2 separate regions of the Homo sapiens genome follow, and region 1 is linked to region 2. A link is a contact called in ENCODE Hi-C or POLR2A ChIA-PET data. All regions are on one chromosome and are shown on one strand. Each heading gives the region's core, a stretch centred on a gene start or an enhancer-like site at or near the end of the contact. The rest is flanking DNA. Distances are from core to core; before and after follow the strand shown.

Region 1 (5,279 bases), core at 605-3,104, 940 kb after region 2:
CTAACAAGAAGATATCCGTGGAACTACCATCCAAATAATTCATTTTCCATGGATAAAGTACATTCAACTATGGAGTCTTTTTTTCTGTTTTGTGAGACGTTGATTCACCATATCTGAATTCCATGTATCTTTGAGCTACTTAAACTGATGCCAGAATTCCAGGCACAGCAACAAAACAAAAGAACCCAACTTCCGGTGAGCCTTGCAAATCCAAACTGCTTTTCAGTGATGGAAAATGCTATCTGATTAACATTTAAAACGAGTACTTTTGATACAAGAGATACATATACTTTTTTCCTTTTTTTTGGAAGCTCCTCCTATGAATTTACTTTACTATATCAACTTTTCACTGTATTCAACATATATGGACTGCAAAATAAATCAAGGTGGAAGGCCCTACATTAACAGTTGGGATAATAAATAGTATACTGTTATAATAATAGAGCATTACAAATGTTGCAGAAATGATGGTGATGACAGCTATATTTTACAAATCCAACTTTGTTTTTTTAGATAATCATTGGACTGGCATATGTCTCAGGCTAAAGGGAAACCAAGAGGTCCATGTGTGGGCAGAAACCAATTAAGTTGAGCACTCACTGAACTGCTTTCTCAGCCAGGATGGGGAACGACTGACTACAAATTAAGCTGTACACATGTTAGACTGAAAGAGTTTACAGGTAAATGTGGCCCAAGGCCACTGCCACGTCATTCGTTGGCCGGAACACTTGCAGTGGTAAAGTGAGACGGAGAAGCTATTTAATTCTTTGCAAGAGGAGATCTTTATACACTTTGGTGTGAAAGTAAAGAGGGAAAACTGGGCGTCCTATGCATGGCTGAGGACGGGAAGCCTGCCTACACCAGTGGTTCTCAACCCTAGCGCACTTCAGGAACTTCCTGGAGTTTAGAAAGAAGAAAAAAGAATACAGGTGCTCAAGACTCGCTCAAGACCAATTACTCATGTTAAACAAGATTTATGGGAGGCCATTGTTTTGGACTAACCTCCTGCACTAGGTCCTAGCAGACTAGACCAAACCAGAATGGAGTCACTTGTGCCAAGTGCCATGTAACCAAACTGAACTTTGAAACAGGCCCGTTTTCCCAAAAAACAGGAGATTGTAGTTAACCTGAGTCAGTACAATAACGAAGTCCAATCTGTTTTAACCCTATAAGGAAAGTAACTTTGAAATACCCACTCTTTGTTTTGTTCTTCAGCCTTTTTTTGCCCATAAAGCCAACCTCCTCTGCACAACTCATTGGAACACTCTATTTGCTTTATGAAATGATCTATTTCTCGATTCTAGATCCTAAATATAAGCCAATTAGATCTTTAAACTAAACTTGTAATTTTGTCTTCTGACACTCCCTATTACTGCAGGTGAAACCCAGGCATCAGAGCAAGTTTAAAACTCCCCAGCTGATTCTATTCTGCAGGAATGTTTGAGAACAAAGTTGGAGTCATTAACATGGCATCCCCCTTTGAGGAATGCTTCCAGGTCACAAACCTTCTACAAAAGGGCTGTCCCGGCAGCCTTGGGCAATTTCAGCTCCTAGGTCCGGAGTCAAGGGGCAGAACTTGGGTGATGGCGCTGACTTGAAGCAGCAATAGTTTAATAACTGACGTTCTCACGCACTTATCTCTGCAAATACCCCACAAAAGCCCTGAACCCAGAATGAAACTTAAGAGACCGTACAACCCGCTCCGCCTATAGGAACTGCCGCGGCACAGGCGCCAATGCCGAGGGCTGAATGCGCAGGCGCGGACCGGGGACTCGGGAGAAGGCGCATGCGTGGTCTTGAGGGCGGTGCTTCCGGTCAAAGCACCGCTTGGGGGCGGGGCCTGCGACACGCGGTGGGCGGGTCCTGAGTCGCGACCCTGGTCCGGACCTGACCTGAATTGCGACCCCAACCTGGACTGCTCCCCTGACCGCAACCCCTACCCCCGCCCACCAGTATGGCCCGGCACGTGTTCCTAACGGGGCCCCCAGGTAACCCTGAGGGGATCCCCACCTCCAAGAGGTCGAGGGGGTGGGGGCGCGCGGGCTGCGGGCGACCTTGTGCTGTCGGGGAGGGTCTCCGGCTCCAGGGCTCCGGCCTCTGAAGTTCCCAATTTAAATGGCGGGCTTGGTAGTCTGAAGAGTTTGTACTCCTTCCCGGAAAACGTGATTTAAAAGACACAGGGCCTAAAGGATTAGAACACACTTGTGAGGGGGTCCTAGACTGGCTTCTTGATGAAGGGCAGAAACCGCAGGGGCCAGCGGCAGCGGTAACTCCTACTGTAGTGTTGACGTTGTGGTCTGCACAAATGGTATTTCAAGAGATCTGCGGCAACCGCGATGTGAAGTGGAGATGTCTAATTTCTGTTGATAGTCACAGGTATTTCCTTACTGTGGGTCTTTGCTACATTGATCGTGCAAAAAAAAAATGGTAAATTTTAGTTGGAGGACAGCGAAACTGAAGTTGTAACCTTTCTTTCCCATCTAAGTTCATCCCCCCACCCCCATCCCCATCTCCATCCCCACGAATTCCCTCCACAGCTGAGGCCAGAGGTGGAGAAGCTTTGGTACCTACAGGAGCCCTTCTCAGACACTCTTGCTTGTTCCTGTCGCTGTCCCCTCCTGATGTCTGTCAGATCCCTCAACCCTGTGGCCTGTGGAGTTCTCATCTGAGAAGCAGGATAGCGTTGAGGTCAGATGAGAGGTGTAGGAGGAGGTGCTTTTAAACCAAGGCGCTACCCATGTATCAAGCATTACTAAAAAGGACAGGTAGGCTGCATCAGATAGGCTAAAAAAAGATAGATGGGCTAAGAGTGGAGAAAGTGATTTCTTCAGCTCCTTTGCAAGGCAAATCTAATTTTGAAGTTTAGTGTGGGTTCAGATATCAAAGGCTGTAACCCTGGATCTAGAATTCTCTTTCACTTTATTTTAATGATTATGTTTAGTTGTAAGTAGCAAAGGCTACAGCTAATATTGCAGACTTTGGGATTTTGTCAGGCATTGGATGGGGGAGTTGGGGAGCAGGGGGTGAGGAGGAGGAGGGTGGTTTGAGAAATGCCTGCTATCTAAAGTCACTCCTAAGTATTGCAAAGAACTGTTTTCTGAAAGTTGGTTTGTCAATCCTTTATTTGAAACTTGGAATGCAGTTTGATACTCAGCAGGCTGACCCCAAGACAACTGTGTGTTTTATTAATGGAGGTGTCCTGTTACCGTGATTGTATTGATGGTGGTTCTTGTTTCTGCTTTATCAAAGTCTTACCTACACGTAGTTGAAAGACTCAAATAATTCTACAGTGTAGCTCTCTTAAACCTGTCCTCAAACCCACGCACCTTTGTCTTTTCTCCTTCTCTTCTTAATGTAGTTACAGCGTAATTTTCATTAGTCAATGTTTACAGTATTATGGCCATGTAAAGACAATCACAACAGAGCCACATAGTAATCTATGATTTCTTTTCCATTTATTTATTTATTTTAGAGACAGGATCTTGCTTTGTCACCCAGGCTGGAGTGCAGTGAAACAGTTATAGCTCACTGCATTCTCAAACTCCTGGGCTTAAGTGATCCTCCCACTTCAACCTCCTGAATAGCTGGATCTACAAGCGCATGCCACCACACCCGGGTATTTTTTTTTTTTTGTAGAGACCTGTCTCTTGTTATGTTGCCCAGGCTGATCTCCAACTCCTAGCCTCAAGTGATCCTCCCATCTGGGCCTCCCAAAATACTGGGATTATAAGTGTGAGCCACCTTACCCATCTTTTTTTTCCCTCTTCTTATTGAGACAGGGCCTCTCTCTGTTGCCCAGGTTGGAGTGCAGTGGCACAATCTTGGCTCACTGCAACCTCCACCTTCCAGGCTCAAACCATCTTCCCACCTCAGCCTCCCTAGTAGCTAGTACTACAGGCATGCACCACCATGCCCTCTAATTTTTTTTTTTTCCTTTTACACATAACTTTTTTCCCCATTAGGAGTTATTGTCAGGTGTTTTTATTTGCCTAGTTTCTTTCTGTTTTCTCAATATGTTCAGACCATCAGGTAAAGTCTCCTCTCAAAGAGGTCACTTTTTGTTGCATATCCTCTTAGTGCCCCTGGCACTTAGCATTTTTTCCGATTTCCAACTGTCTGTACCCATGACTCATCTTGGAGGGCTTTCTCTGGTCCCTGGAGCCCACTTGGCCTGCAAACAGAGCAGGCCAGAAGAGCCAGGGAATTCCTGTGCCCTGGGATTAGCCTTCAACCTGTGATTGGTGAAAGTTAGTTGATAAATTCCCTACTTTCTCACTCCTCAGACAGGATAACTGAGCCACTTGCCCTGACTTGTCCCTTAGGATTCCCCAGGGGGTTGAAGCTCCAGCTGCCCCCAGTGGAACTTGCTTGACAGTGCACCTCATGCTGGTGTCCTTCCCTTCCCTTTCTGAATTTCTTCCCTGCCAGTCCATCATGTTGTCACTGCCCAGGTTAAACTACCTGCACTTGAATCTTTATCTGAGGATCTGCTTAGGGGAGAACCAGAACCAAAATAATTCCAGAGCTTTCTGATCTGTTTGTGCCTGGTATACAGCTATCATCTCGAGGTCTCCTGAAGCAGAGGTCATTTCTTATCCAGACAGCATTGGGGTAGCAGCTTAACTAATGAAGAAAAAATTAACTGAAAGAAGATTCCTAGAGCTGAAGAAGCCAAAAGGGACTTTGCCCAAATGCTTCCTATTTATTGCTCTACTATGTTCTACACAACATACAGTCCCCACAGTATACCCTTTGTGAACAGGAATAGTTACCGTTGCTCCATTTTATCTTTTTCAAAATATAAACGGCAATTTTTGTTAGGATAAGAGTAAGACCCATTCAGTATAAGAATTAAAAAAAACAAGAAAAGTTTAAGGAAGAAAGTGACAATCACAGGGAATTTGAACATCAGAAATCAACATTGTAAATCTTTGTTCTGTATTCTTCTTGACATTTTTTTTTTCTGTAGACACGTACTTGACCATTCTTTAAAAAAAACATAATGGAATGGTTTCTGCTATTAACCTGCTTTTTCCATATATTATTTTCATACATTGTGGTCTATTTTCCATGCTAATAAATACATATAAGCAGTATATTTTTTAATGGTTGCATGGTATTTCTGTGTATTTATGTGCTATTATATACATGGTGCCATGAGTTAACATTCCCTTACAATCAACATTTAGGTTGTTTTCAGTGTTTTGCTATTATAAAGAATGTTGCAGTGAATGTCCTCTTTCACACATTTGTATTGTTGATGTTTCCTGAGGATGAAT
Region 2 (5,495 bases), core at 1,729-4,228:
GCTTTCAAGTCTCATGGTTGATGTTAGATGTTAGCTGTGCTTCCTCCCTGGGTCTTTGCCAGGACTCACCACTGGTGGGTGGGGAAATTGCCACCTCCCCAGGCCAGCCCTGCCAGTCTCACATCCCATCTGCAGGACCATGGCCTTCAGAGAGCAGACATTTGTGTTCTTAGTCACTGCCTCTGGACTGCTTAGAAAATCGATCCTTGATCCTATATTTGGATTCCATGGTCTTATAAGAAAGCAACCACTGTCACTCTGCATCCTTGCTGGCCCAGTCACAGGCTCTACGTTAATTTATAGACATCTGAACTCGTTTGTTAACCCAGGTGCTACAGGTGGAATCCTCCAGCAAAGCCTGGTCTCCAATGCTCTGGGTAGAGGTGTTGAAAAGTTACCACCTGCTGCAAGTGGATGGCTTGAAAGAATATTCTGGGGTGGAGGGAAGTGCCACCTAAGCAAGGGTTTATTCCTGGGTGGAAGAAACTGCAGGCTCTGGGAATGAGTCTTTGAAGGTGTGTCTGGCTTTCCAAAGTGAGCTACCAGGAGGAGCTCGGTGTGGGGCAGTCAGAAGCCATGCCAGGTATGTGATGGAGTCCCTGGGTCATTGATTCTGCTGGAGGCCAGGACTGATTCAGCAGAGATCCCTTTCTCCTGTAGCGGAGAAAAATGAATATCTTTCCTTTACCCATCTAAAGGTTCTCAGCTGAGGCACCTATACAGACAGAGTAACAAGAGAAAAATGTACAAATGTGCTTAATATAAAATTTACATGACACAGGAGCCTGCAAAAATGAAGACCCAAAGCAACAGAAACCAGTGTATTTTTATGCTTAAGTTTGAAGAATAGCAGACAGATGTGGAGAAGTATAATTGGACAAAAGGAGTATGATTTAATGGCAATAAACTGGGGGGAGCTTAGCAAGGCCTGTTTGCTCGGATTCTTCGCTGCATCCCTGTGTCTTCAGAGATAAGGATACTCCTTTCCTTTGGGTATAGGTTGTACACTTTAAAGATGAGGGTGTTATAATCTACTTTAGAGGAAGGTCAGATAATTATTTATGGCCTGCTTCAGGAAAGAATGGCTGCAGAAGGTCAGAGAGACTTTCCTGCTTCTGCTGTTCCTCAAATGCCAAGGTGCCATATTTTGGGGTAGTGTATTCTGAACCCCATCACTCTCTCCCTCCCTTTCTCCCTCCTTCTCTGCCCTGCCCACTGAGCCCTGAGCCCTCCAGGTTCTCTGGGGACAGACTTTCCCAGGCATAGGAGGATTCGTTTTCCTGCATAGCATTATAAGCACCTGTCAATTTCACTATCTGGCTATAAGAACACAGAGCTATATTTGTTGAAAAATAGGAAGCTTGGGGTCAAGGATGAAAAAAGAGTGGAGCCTTATCCTAGGTCCTGTGGTGGCTGCTGTTTGGGTGCTCCAGGGGTCCCCCAGAAAGCCTCCCAGATCCTCTCCACCAATTGAAATGCTGAGGATGTCCTACATTTATTTGTTGCTTTCTTGGGGGTGAGTGGGTGCTTTAGAGGGGACCTTACAGCTTTTGCTGGCTTTCAGTATCATTTCCCTGTTCCTGTATCGCAGTGCTGGATTTATTTTCACAGAGAGGGCAGCCGTTCTCTGAATTCATGAGTGCCATGGATTTTAAGACAATGTTTTCTGAGAACGGCAAAATTATGGGGCCAGAAAACAGATAAATTGTTGCCAGGAAAGGGGAAGGGACTCATTACAAGAGCAACAGGAAGGAATTTGGTGCGTGGAAGTTGGGGGCGGTTGATAGAAGTATTCTCTCTCTTGATTGTGGTGGTAGTTACGTGACTGTGTGTATGTCTAAATCCATAATTTTACATCAGAAAGAGTGAATTTTACTGTGTATGACTTTATAACAATTATTTTAAAAAGTTTTTTTAAATGTCTACCTATTTAAAAACCGGGCTATAGATGTTTGAGTCAGTGCTTTTGTCTCAGGGCTATCAAAACGCAGTGTGGCCTGCTGGAAAGAGCACAAGGCTTGAGTCTGAGTCTGCCGTGATCCTCAGTTAGGCCTCTTACAGGCCGCATCTCCACATCTGTTAAGAAAAACACCACCACGACATAAGAGGATAATGAAAACTATCTCATGAAGCTGTGATGAAGATTTAAATAAAAGGATGCATCACGAAGTGAGAGACGCATACCTAGTAGAGGCTAATTTGTGTTAACTTTTGTTTCTATCACTCTTTCTGGCAGTCACAAGCATCTCTAAAATGCTTTTTGCATGCATAATGCTAGCAACAGCTATTTGTTTGTATGACTCAGTCTCCAGGCTTAACTTTCCCTTTTGCATAAGGAGTTTGGGGGTGCTTGAGATTGTTACATTTTCCTTTACATGTATAATATACTCACTTTTTGTCAAGAAGTAGACATGAGCAATGAGTTAGTGGAAGATACCCAGTCAGAGAAAGGTTTAACGAAGGAAAACTCCCGTTTGTATTCGGGTCCAGGATTTTAGACTACAGAAGGTATGGGGAAATGATAACAAGGGCCTCATTAGGAAGGTGCTTTTGTTTTCCTGCCTGTGTTTTCCGGGAGCCATTGAAGTCTGGGTACTTTGCATTTATCCTGTGGCTAAAATGTCTATTCGCTTTGCAGCTCTGGGTTGGTTTTGCTTTAGAACTCCGTGCTGGGTCTGACCATCCTATACTGGTTTCTCTACTGAAGCTTGATGCCCTGAAGGCAGTCAATTTCTTTTTGACCCAAATCTTCCATGAAAAATTACTGACTTCTTATAGAGGTCCACAGGAAGATGAGTTTTCAAAGCCTTTCCCGTGCTTATCTGGCCAACGTGGTGATGTGCATTCTGGTGATACTTTGTTATCACAAGGGCTTTGTCGTTGATCGACACCTTCCTGGGTCTACGGTCCTTGCCAGGCTGCTGAGCACCATTCCCCCATTTTACAGCTGGGCCCATTAAGGTGAAGCAATTTGCTTTGGACTTTGTTACAGAGGAAGTCAGCAACAGGGCTCAGTGCCAATCTTAGCATGAACTTCCTCGAATTGTAAGAGCCCTTTTCTTTTCCAGTTTCATGACAGCTCTCCTCCAAGCCTTTCTGAGGACTCTGGAAACTATCAGCTGCTGTTGGCCCTGGTTCGTAGATGTTACAGAAATTGAATGGGGGCCAGACAGGAGCCAGGGAAATCAGTGAGCCAGGCTTCCTCCGCTGTGAAGTGGCTCTTTTGTACGGGCTGTTCTGGCCATAATACCTGCGTAATTTTTTTCTTTCCTGTCTGCAACCTAGCCTGCGGGGTGCTTTCTGTTTCCATTGCTTTTTCTACATAATGGGCTCCCTGGACAGTACCACTCTCCCAGACTTCTCATCCCAGCTGCTTCCTTTCTGAGCCAGTAGCTCTCACCAAAGAGGCCAAAAGAGGACCTGGCAATGTTGAGTCATTGCGTGCAGTATGTGAGTAGCCAGTGTGTGAACACAGCTGCAGTGAACGGAATTAGCAATAAGACACAACGCAACCAGGTAGCCTCATTTGTTCAGATTGAGGTCTTCAAAAAGCATTTTAAGTTTACGGGTGGAAAGGTGTGATACCTTTCCTCAGCCATCATTAAGGGCTAACACTCCTATAACAAAAACAAGTTAACGAGAAAAACATAACACATTTATTTAATCAGAGTTTTACATGGCACAGGAGGCTTCAGAAATGAAGACCCAAAGACCCAGGAAAAACTATTTTTATGCTCAGATTTAATGCAGAATAGTCAGCTATGAAGGAATGTGATTGGACAAAATGGGTATGATCTAATGGTTATAGACTGGGGGGTGAGCGGACCAGCAAGCCCTGTCTGTTCAGATTCTTCTTGGACGCTCTGCATAGTATTTATTCCTCTTGGGTATGGGGCCGGACTCCTCTAAATGGAGGGCCTTCAAGGGAGAAGGAAGAGAGTGACCTTTCTAGGTTTTATGTTTGCTTTGAGGGAGAGGAGTCCTAGTTTCTAAGACTGGCTTTGAGGAAGAGGAATTCTGGTTTCTATGGCTTGCATCCAGGGAGAAAAAGGAGTGTGAGAGGGGAGGGCAAGAGAAGGCAGAGAGATCTTGCTTCTGAGGCCTTCCAATCTCCTTTGGTTCAAAGTACTCAGGCATACCAAAGTGTCACACTTAGGGGTATCATACTGTGAGCCACAACATAAATATCTCCATTCCTTTTTACTCAATTTCACATAAAAAAAGCTGGAAAAGGTGATCCACAATGAAGATGTTTGTCCTCCTTGTCTTAAACTGATTTCTATATCTAGAAATGTCTTTATTGGGCAAAAGTGCTTCCTCTTCAGCCATAATGGGTGCAGATCTGATTCTTTCTCTTCTCTGACACTTACTGGCCCTGGGACAGCTGGAAACTCACTTTGACTCTCCAAGGAGCACATCCCTAAATGTGTGATCTCTTGATATCTCTCCCACTTTTGAAAAGAACTGACAAGGGAAAAATGTTCACTTACCCATCAGCTGGTTTTGCTCTTTTTGTTTAATGTCTTTGGGGAGAAAGCAAAGAGCTAGGACATGAAGAAAACTTCTATCTCCACTACATTTTGAAGTTTTGCAAACCCAGCCATCTTTCCCAAGAGCAGAGCAGTAGAAGCAACCAGGATGCAACCAGGGTTGGTAATTGGTTGGTTAATTAAAAAGTCAGAAAAGACAGAGAGTCATAAAAGATGATGCATGCGTATTTTAAACCTTTTTGTTTCTAGCTGAAAACATGCCCTCTCATTTGCTATTCATTCGATATAGGACCAAGTATTTCTGTTTGTAGAGCCTGCTGATTGGCTTTTCACATGACCCTCGTTGTGTAAACCTCACCTATCATGCATCATTAACAGTTTCCACTTTTGGTGTCTTTAAAGTGGGCTGGAAACGTTAAGAGCACTTGCAAAACAATTCTCAGCCTCCCCCTCTCTCTTAAATGTTATTGAATCTTTCCAAGGTTTCCAGCTTGCTTTTTATGGAAACAAGCACTTGTTTTCACATTAATATTTCATCGCTCTACATAGTATTTATTTAGATTGTATAATTAGGATATTTAAATATAACTGGCCTACAGAAGTGAAGAAACAAATGCAACTTGACCAATAGAAACAGAACTGCGCAGGCTTACCAGGACCCTGCCCCTGGCCTGGCCCTGGCCACTGAATTTGAGAGAGAAAGCAGAGTCCAGGGACAAGCTGGCAGGTGGCTAAGAGAGGTGTTTCTTCTGTTCAGTGAGCTGGCTCCTGCTTGTTCTCTCAGTTAATTACTGTCATCAGCTTGTCAGCCTCCTTCACCTGCCCAAGGGAAGGAAGGGGACTCCTCTGATCTGCTGGCTTCTCCTTCTTTCGGAATATGGTGGAACCTTGCTCCATGCTCCAGGGCCTCACGGTGGCCCTTTTTCCACTAATTAAAAATAGTTCAGCGCTTCTGAGGAAAACAACCTCAGGGCTCTTGGTGACGCCGTTCACCTTGGAAATTCC

The links. A loop is a pair of places that touch in the nucleus more often than their neighbours do. ChIA-PET counts read pairs that join two places held with the same protein, here RNA polymerase II (POLR2A).
Region 1: a loop to region 2 is called in a map of endothelial cell of umbilical vein, with 4 times the contacts of the local background. The contact joins the promoter of NTPCR here to the enhancer-like site in region 2. A Hi-C loop is called at or near these places in 1 of 168 maps with a recorded cell type or tissue (endothelial cell of umbilical vein). POLR2A ChIA-PET finds 5 or more read pairs at or near these places in 1 of 52 experiments (activated naive CD4-positive, alpha-beta T cell).

What each region holds. Positions count from the first base shown.
Region 1 is chr1:232,948,757-232,954,035 of GRCh38, forward strand. It overlaps NTPCR (nucleoside-triphosphatase, cancer-related), which reads left to right and starts at 1,855. Exons shown (of 5, transcript NM_032324.3): 1 at 1,855-1,988. The coding sequence starts at 1,955. LOC107985361 (a long non-coding RNA gene) reads right to left here and starts at 2,793. Exons shown (of 2, transcript XR_001738525.2): 1 at 2,572-2,793; 2 at 1-2,400. RefSeq lists enhancers at 1,577-1,676, 1,589-2,130, 2,131-2,670, 3,799-4,298, 4,234-4,443.
Region 2 is chr1:232,009,878-232,015,372 of GRCh38, forward strand. All of the region lies in intron 11 of DISC1 (DISC1 scaffold protein), which reads left to right. All of the region lies in intron 14 of TSNAX-DISC1 (TSNAX-DISC1 readthrough (NMD candidate)), which reads left to right. Among named protein-coding and RNA genes, the nearest start is that of DISC1-IT1, 87 kb to the left of the region's middle. Within about 2 kb of position 2,979, at least 11 of the 41 ENCODE cell types and tissues checked have a DNase peak (open chromatin) inside an H3K27ac peak, as active enhancers do; they include endothelial cell of umbilical vein, where a contact is called at or near this core.